Regions from separate parts of the Homo sapiens genome. Here region 2 is linked to region 1. Evidence: read pairs that join two places in POLR2A ChIA-PET (ENCODE). Cell type or tissue: B cell. All regions are shown on one strand. Links, peaks and the distances in the headings refer to the core of each region. The heading gives the core; the rest is flanking DNA.

Region 1 (2,906 bases), core at 320-2,819:
TGATCCGCCCTCCTCGGCCTCCCAAAGTGCTGGGATTACAGGCGTGAGCCACCGCGCCCAGCTTATATTTTTGTATTTTTATTAGAGATGGGACTTCACCATGTTGGCCAGTCTGGTCTCGAACTCCTGACCTCAAGTGATCCACCCGCCTCTGCCTCCCAAAGTGTTGGGATTACAGGTGTGAGCCACCACGCCTGGCCTGGCTAATTTTAAAACTTGTTTTTAGAGACAGGGTCTCGCTTCGTGCCTAGGCTTGTCTTGAACTCCTGGCCTCAAGCAACCACCCGCCTCAGCCTTCCAAGTCGCTGAGATTAAGAACTAAGTTCTATTTGATGCCAGAGGCCATCAGGGGACTTTTTTGCAGCTGGCTGGCTTGGGGTGGGGGAATTGGGAAGGGGGAGGTGGCGACAGAAAGGGCCTCCCTATGGAGGTTGCAGTGAGCCAAGATCGCGCCACTGCACTCCAACCTGGACAGCAAAGTGAGACTCTGTCTAAAAAAAAAAAAGAAGAAGAAAGGGTCTCCCTGGCTTGAGGGTGGGACTGCCACCCCCAAGAGATAATCAGTGTCTTTGCCTCCAACCCAAGGGAGATAGGCAGGAACAAGGGGGGGGGGTCCTCTCCCCTTTAGGGAAACTGAGACACAGAGGAGTCCTTGAGACCCACATTGGAGTTCCTGAGGTCTCGCTTTCCCAGCGGGTAAACTGAGGCCCAGAGCGGTGGGAGGGCTCCGCCCTCAGCCCCACTTCCACCTACTCTCCCAGGGCTCCTTCACCGTCATGGGAGTCATCAGCGGCCCCCTGCTGGGAGCCTTCATCTTGGGAATGTTCCTGCCGGCCTGCAACACACCGGTGAGTGGGGGCGGGGCAAGGGGCGGGGAGGGGCGGGGCCGGACAGGCCCCTCCCCTTCCCTGACGCCGGCTCTGCCCCCAGGGCGTCCTCGCGGGACTAGGCGCGGGCTTGGCGCTGTCGCTGTGGGTGGCCTTGGGCGCCACGCTGTACCCACCCAGCGAGCAGACCATGAGGGTCCTGCCATCGTCGGCTGCCCGCTGCGTGGCTCTCTCAGTCAACGCCTCTGGCCTCCTGGACCCGGCTCTCCTCCCTGCTAACGACTCCAGCAGGGCCCCCAGGTGAGCAGACTTGAGGGTAGGGGGGTACCCGAGCCCTGGATGGTGTGATCTTGAAGGGAAACTTACTTGCCCTGCACTCTGTGTAAGAAGCCTGATTAGTAAAATGCATTCCTGGGGGAGGGAACGGTAGGTGCAAAGGCCCTGAGGCCACAATCGGGTTAGTCCCAGTCCAACTGCACTGAGGTTAGGGTGCATTTAATGGGAGGAGAGATGGGTGGGAGATATGGTGCAGCCAGAGGAAGCTAGTACTTTTTTTGTTTTGTTTTTCTGAGACAGAGCCTCGCTCTGTGGTCCAGGCTGGAATGCAGGGGTGCAATCTCAGCTTACTGCAGCTTCAACCTCTCAGGCTCAAGCAATCCTCCCAGCTTGAGGGAGGCCCAGAATTTGGTTTGGTTCTATTTTTTATTGAGATAAATTAGCCATTTAAAAGTGGCATTTAGGCCAGGCAGGCACAGTGGCTCACACCTGTAATCCCAGCACTTTGGGAGGCTGAGGCAGGTGGATCACCTGAGGTCAGGAGTTCAAGACCAGCTTGATCAACATGGGGAAACCCCCGTCTCTACTAAAAATACAAAACTTAGCCAAGCGTGGTGGCAGGTGCCTGTAATCCCAGCTACTCGGGAGGCTGAGACAGGAGAATCGCTTGAACCCAGGAGGTGGAGGTTGCAGTGAGCTGAGATCGCACCACTGTATTCCAGCCTGGGCAACAAAAATGAAACTCCAACTCAAATAAATAAATTAAAGTGGCATTTAGTATATTTGTGCAACCATCACCACTATCTAAGTCAAGAACGTTTCCTCTTTTTTTTTTCTAATTTTGTATTTTTAGTACAGATGGGGTTTCACCATGTTGGCCAGGCTGATCTTGAACTCCTGACCTCAGGTGATCCGCCCACCTCAGCCTCCCAAAATGCTGGGATTACAGGTGTGAGCCACTGTGCCTGGCCCCAAAAACATTTTCTATTTTTTTTTTTTTTTGGAGCAGGGTCTTGCTCTGTTGCCCAGGCTGGAGTCCAGTGGCACGATCATAGCTCACTGCTGCCTCAACCTCCTGGGCTCAAGGAATCTTCCTACCTCAGCCCCCCTAGTTGCTGGGACCACAGGTGCACACCATCATGTCCTGCTTGTTTTTATTTTTATTTTTTGTAGAGACAGGGTCTGGCTATGTTGCCCAGGCTGGTCTGGAATTCCTGGGCTCAAGCGATCTGCCCACCTCAGCCTTGCAAAGTGCCAGGATGACAGGTGTGGGCACCCAGCCAACCAAGAACATTTTCTGTTTTGTTTATTTATTTATTTATTTATTTTGGTTTTTTGGGTGGGTTTTTTTGCTTTTTGTTTATTTGATTTTTTGGAGACAGGGTCTCACTCTAACACCCAGGCTGGAGTGCAATGGCACAATCACAGCTCACTGCACCATTGACCTCCAGACTCCGATGATCCTCCTGCCTCAGCCTCCCAAGTAGCTGGGACTATAGGCATGTATCACCATGCTGGGCTAAATTTTTTGTATTTTTTATAGAGACGAGTTTTTGCCATGTTGCCCAGGCTGGTCTCAAAGTATTGGGCTCAAGTGATCTGCCTGCCTCTGACTCCCAAAGTGCTGGGATTACAGGTGTGAGGCACTGTTCCTGGTCATAAGAACATTTTTATCACCCCAGAAAGAAGCCCTGTCCCCATCAGCAGTCACTTCCCACTTCCCCCTCTCCCCAGCTCCTGGCAAGCACGAATCCACTTTCTGTTTCTATGAATTTGCCTGTTCTGGGCATTTCATGTAAATGG
Region 2 (2,906 bases), core at 142-2,641, 290 kb before region 1:
TAGACACTTTCACTGGATAGGTAGAGGCCTTTCCTACAGGGTCTGAGAAGGCCACCGCTGTCATTTCTTCCCCTCTGTCAGACATAATTCCTCAGTTTAGCCTTCCCACCTCTATACAGTCTGATAACAGACCAGCCTTTATTAGTCAAATCAGCCAAGCAGTTTTTCAGGCTCTTGGTATTCAGTGAAATCTTTATATCCCTTACAGTCCTCCATCTTCAGGAAAAGTAGAACGGACTAAAGGTCTTTTAAAAACACACCTCACCAAGCTCAGCCACCAACTTAAAAAGGACGGACAATACTTTTACCACTTTCCCTTCTCAGAAGTCAGACCTGTCCTCAGAATGCTACAGGGTACAGCCCATTTGAGCTCCTGTATAGATGCTCCTTTTTCTTCACATGGACGCCCATGAAACCCGGGAGGTGGAGCTTGCAGTGAGCCGAAACCGCGCCACTGCACTCCGGCCTGGGTGACAGAGCAAGACTCCATCTCAAAAAAAAAAAAAAAAAAAAAGAATGGCTACTCCATAGACAGAGCAGCCCCAAGGCTGCTGGTTGCCCATTGTTATGGTTATTTCTTGATGATATGCTAAAGGAAGGGTAGATTATTCATGCCTTGCGTTTTTAGACCAAATAGGGTAACTTCCTGATGTTGCCATGGTATTTGTAAACTGTCATGGTGATGGGGGGAGTGTAGCAGTGAGGATGACCAGAGGTCACTCTTGTCGCCATCTTGGTTTTGGTGGGTTTGGGCCAGCTTCTATTATTGCTGTTGTTGTTGAGACGGAGTCTTGCTCTGTCGCCCAGGCTGCAGTGCAGTGGCGCGATCTCGGCTCTCTGCAAGCTCTGCCTCCTGGGTTCACGCCATTCTCCTGCCTCAGCCTCCCGAGTAGCTGGGACTACAGGCGCCCACCACCATGCCCGGCTAATTTTTTGTATTTTTAGTAGAGACGGGGTTTCCTTCCTTTTTTTTTTTTTTTTTTTGAGATGGAGTTTCACTCTTCTCACCCAGGCTGGAGTGCAATGGCAGGATCTCGGCTCACTGTAACCTCTGCCTCCCAGGTTCAAATGATTCTCCAGCCTCAGCCTCCCGAGTAGCCGGGATTACAAGCACTTGCCACCATGCCCGGCTAATTTTGTATTTTTAGTACAGACAGGGTTTCACCATGTTGGCCAGGCTGGTCTTGAACTCCTGACCTCAGGTGATCCACTCGCCTCAGCCTCCCAAAGTGCTAGGATTACAGGCGTGAGCCACCGCGCCCGGCCACTTCCTTCCTTTTTATGGCTGAATCATATTCATTGTATGAATAGACAACATGTTGTGTTTATCCATTCATTTGTTGGTGGACACTTGAGTTGTTTCCACCTTTTGGCTATTGTGAATAGCGCTATTCTGAACACGTCCAAGGGTTTGTTTGAATATATCCGCTTGATTTTCTAAATAAAGTTTTATTGGCATGCAGTCACGCCCATCATTTGCATGTTGTCAAGGTTACAATGGCCGAGTTGGTTGCAACAGAGACAGCATAGTACACACAGCAAATCTATTTACTAGCTCGCCCTTTACAGAAAATTTTGTTGACCCCTGTATTGATCATGACCAAAATGAGTCTGGGAATTGGGTTGGGTTGCAGAAACTTTACATTAGGCCTGGATGACCATTCTCCTCTCCTTCTACCTGTCCAGAACAAAGGGGTTACATTTCCCAGCAAGCAGTCTTGAGCCTCAGTCCCCAAGCCCCATTGGTAACACGATGGGTCCCACACACTGAAGGACAAGACTTGAGACCCTTTTGTAGCGAGGGGCAAATAGATCCACATCAGTCACAGTGCGTAGCCTATGCACTTGGGTACAGAAACAGCTAATGAGCAGGGGCACTCAAGGACCTGCAGGCTGCCTCTGCAGACATCATGCAGACAGCTGCGGTTTGTCCCCTTTTCCCAGCTATATGCTATTCTTTGAGAAGATACCACACCCCCACGTGCAAGTTTCTCAAAGGAGAAAAGTCCCCCAGGAGCGGGATTGCTGCGTGCTGGATAACTCCTGGTGTAAGCCACTTTCTGGCCCCACTTTTAGTCCTGCTGTCTGTTACTTGCAACCAAAAGCACTCACTGAACCCACTCCTGGTGGTGGATCCCGCAGCTCCCGTCCTGTCCGCTCAAATGTAGAAATAACCCCAGACATAAGGAGGGGAATTTCGGAATTTACCGAGGAAACTGGGCTGAATGAGATTCCATTTCTGCTTCCTCGTGGGATGGAGACTCAAAACAGAAATTAAATTCAGCTGTTGGAAAATGGAGTTTCATTCCTCACACATCTGAGTTTATGAAATGAGATTCCCAGCTGCTACTTTTTTTTCTTTTTTTTTTTTTGAGATGGAGTCTCGCTCCGTCACCCAGGCTGGAATGCAGTGGCGTGATCTTGGCTCACTGCAAGCTCCGCCTCCCCAGTTCACACCATTCTCCTGCCTCAGCCTCCCGAGTAGCTGGAACTACAGGTGCCTGCCACCGTGCCCGGCTAATTTTTGGTACTTTTAGTAGAGACGGGGTTTCACCGTGTTAGCCAGGATGGTCTCGATCTCCTGACCTCGTGATCCACCCGCCTCGGCCTCCTAAAGTGCTGGGATTACAGGCGTGAGCCACTGCGCCTGGCCCCAGCTGCTACATTTAAAACAGACATGGCCAGGCACAGTGGCTCACGCCTGTAATCCCAACACTTTGGAGGGCTGAGGAGAGAGGATTGCCCAAAGTGAGGAGTTCGAGAGCAGTCTGGGCAACATGGCGACATCCTATCACTACAAAAAATACACAAATTAGCCAGGTGTGGTGGTGCACACTACTCAGGAGGCTGAGGTGGGAGGATCACCTGAGCCTGGGAGGTTGAGGATGCAGTGAGTTGAGATTGTG

What was found. Peaks named below come from ENCODE experiments on the same cell type or tissue, not always from the same donor. Only the 100,000 strongest peaks of a DNase experiment are listed, where the experiment ranks them.
Region 2: POLR2A ChIA-PET joins it to region 1 with 5 read pairs; 2 of 35 experiments call an interaction of 5 or more read pairs at or near these places.

Annotation. Positions count from the first base shown.
Region 1 is chr19:17,882,920-17,885,825 of GRCh38, forward strand. SLC5A5 (solute carrier family 5 member 5) reads left to right here. Exons shown (of 15, transcript NM_000453.3): 11 at 762-848; 12 at 931-1,127. Among named protein-coding and RNA genes, the nearest start is that of SLC5A5, 12 kb to the left of the region's middle. In B cell, for the core only: no CTCF peak of the experiment used is centred there; DNase peaks (open chromatin) are centred at 1,634 and 1,872; H3K4me3 peaks cover 798 bases; H3K27ac peaks cover 472 bases.
Region 2 is chr19:17,597,703-17,600,608 of GRCh38, forward strand. No RefSeq gene overlaps it. Among named protein-coding and RNA genes, the nearest start is that of COLGALT1, 44 kb to the left of the region's middle. RefSeq lists an enhancer at 831-1,412. In B cell, for the core only: no CTCF peak of the experiment used is centred there; no DNase peak of the experiment used is centred there; H3K27me3 peaks cover 425 bases.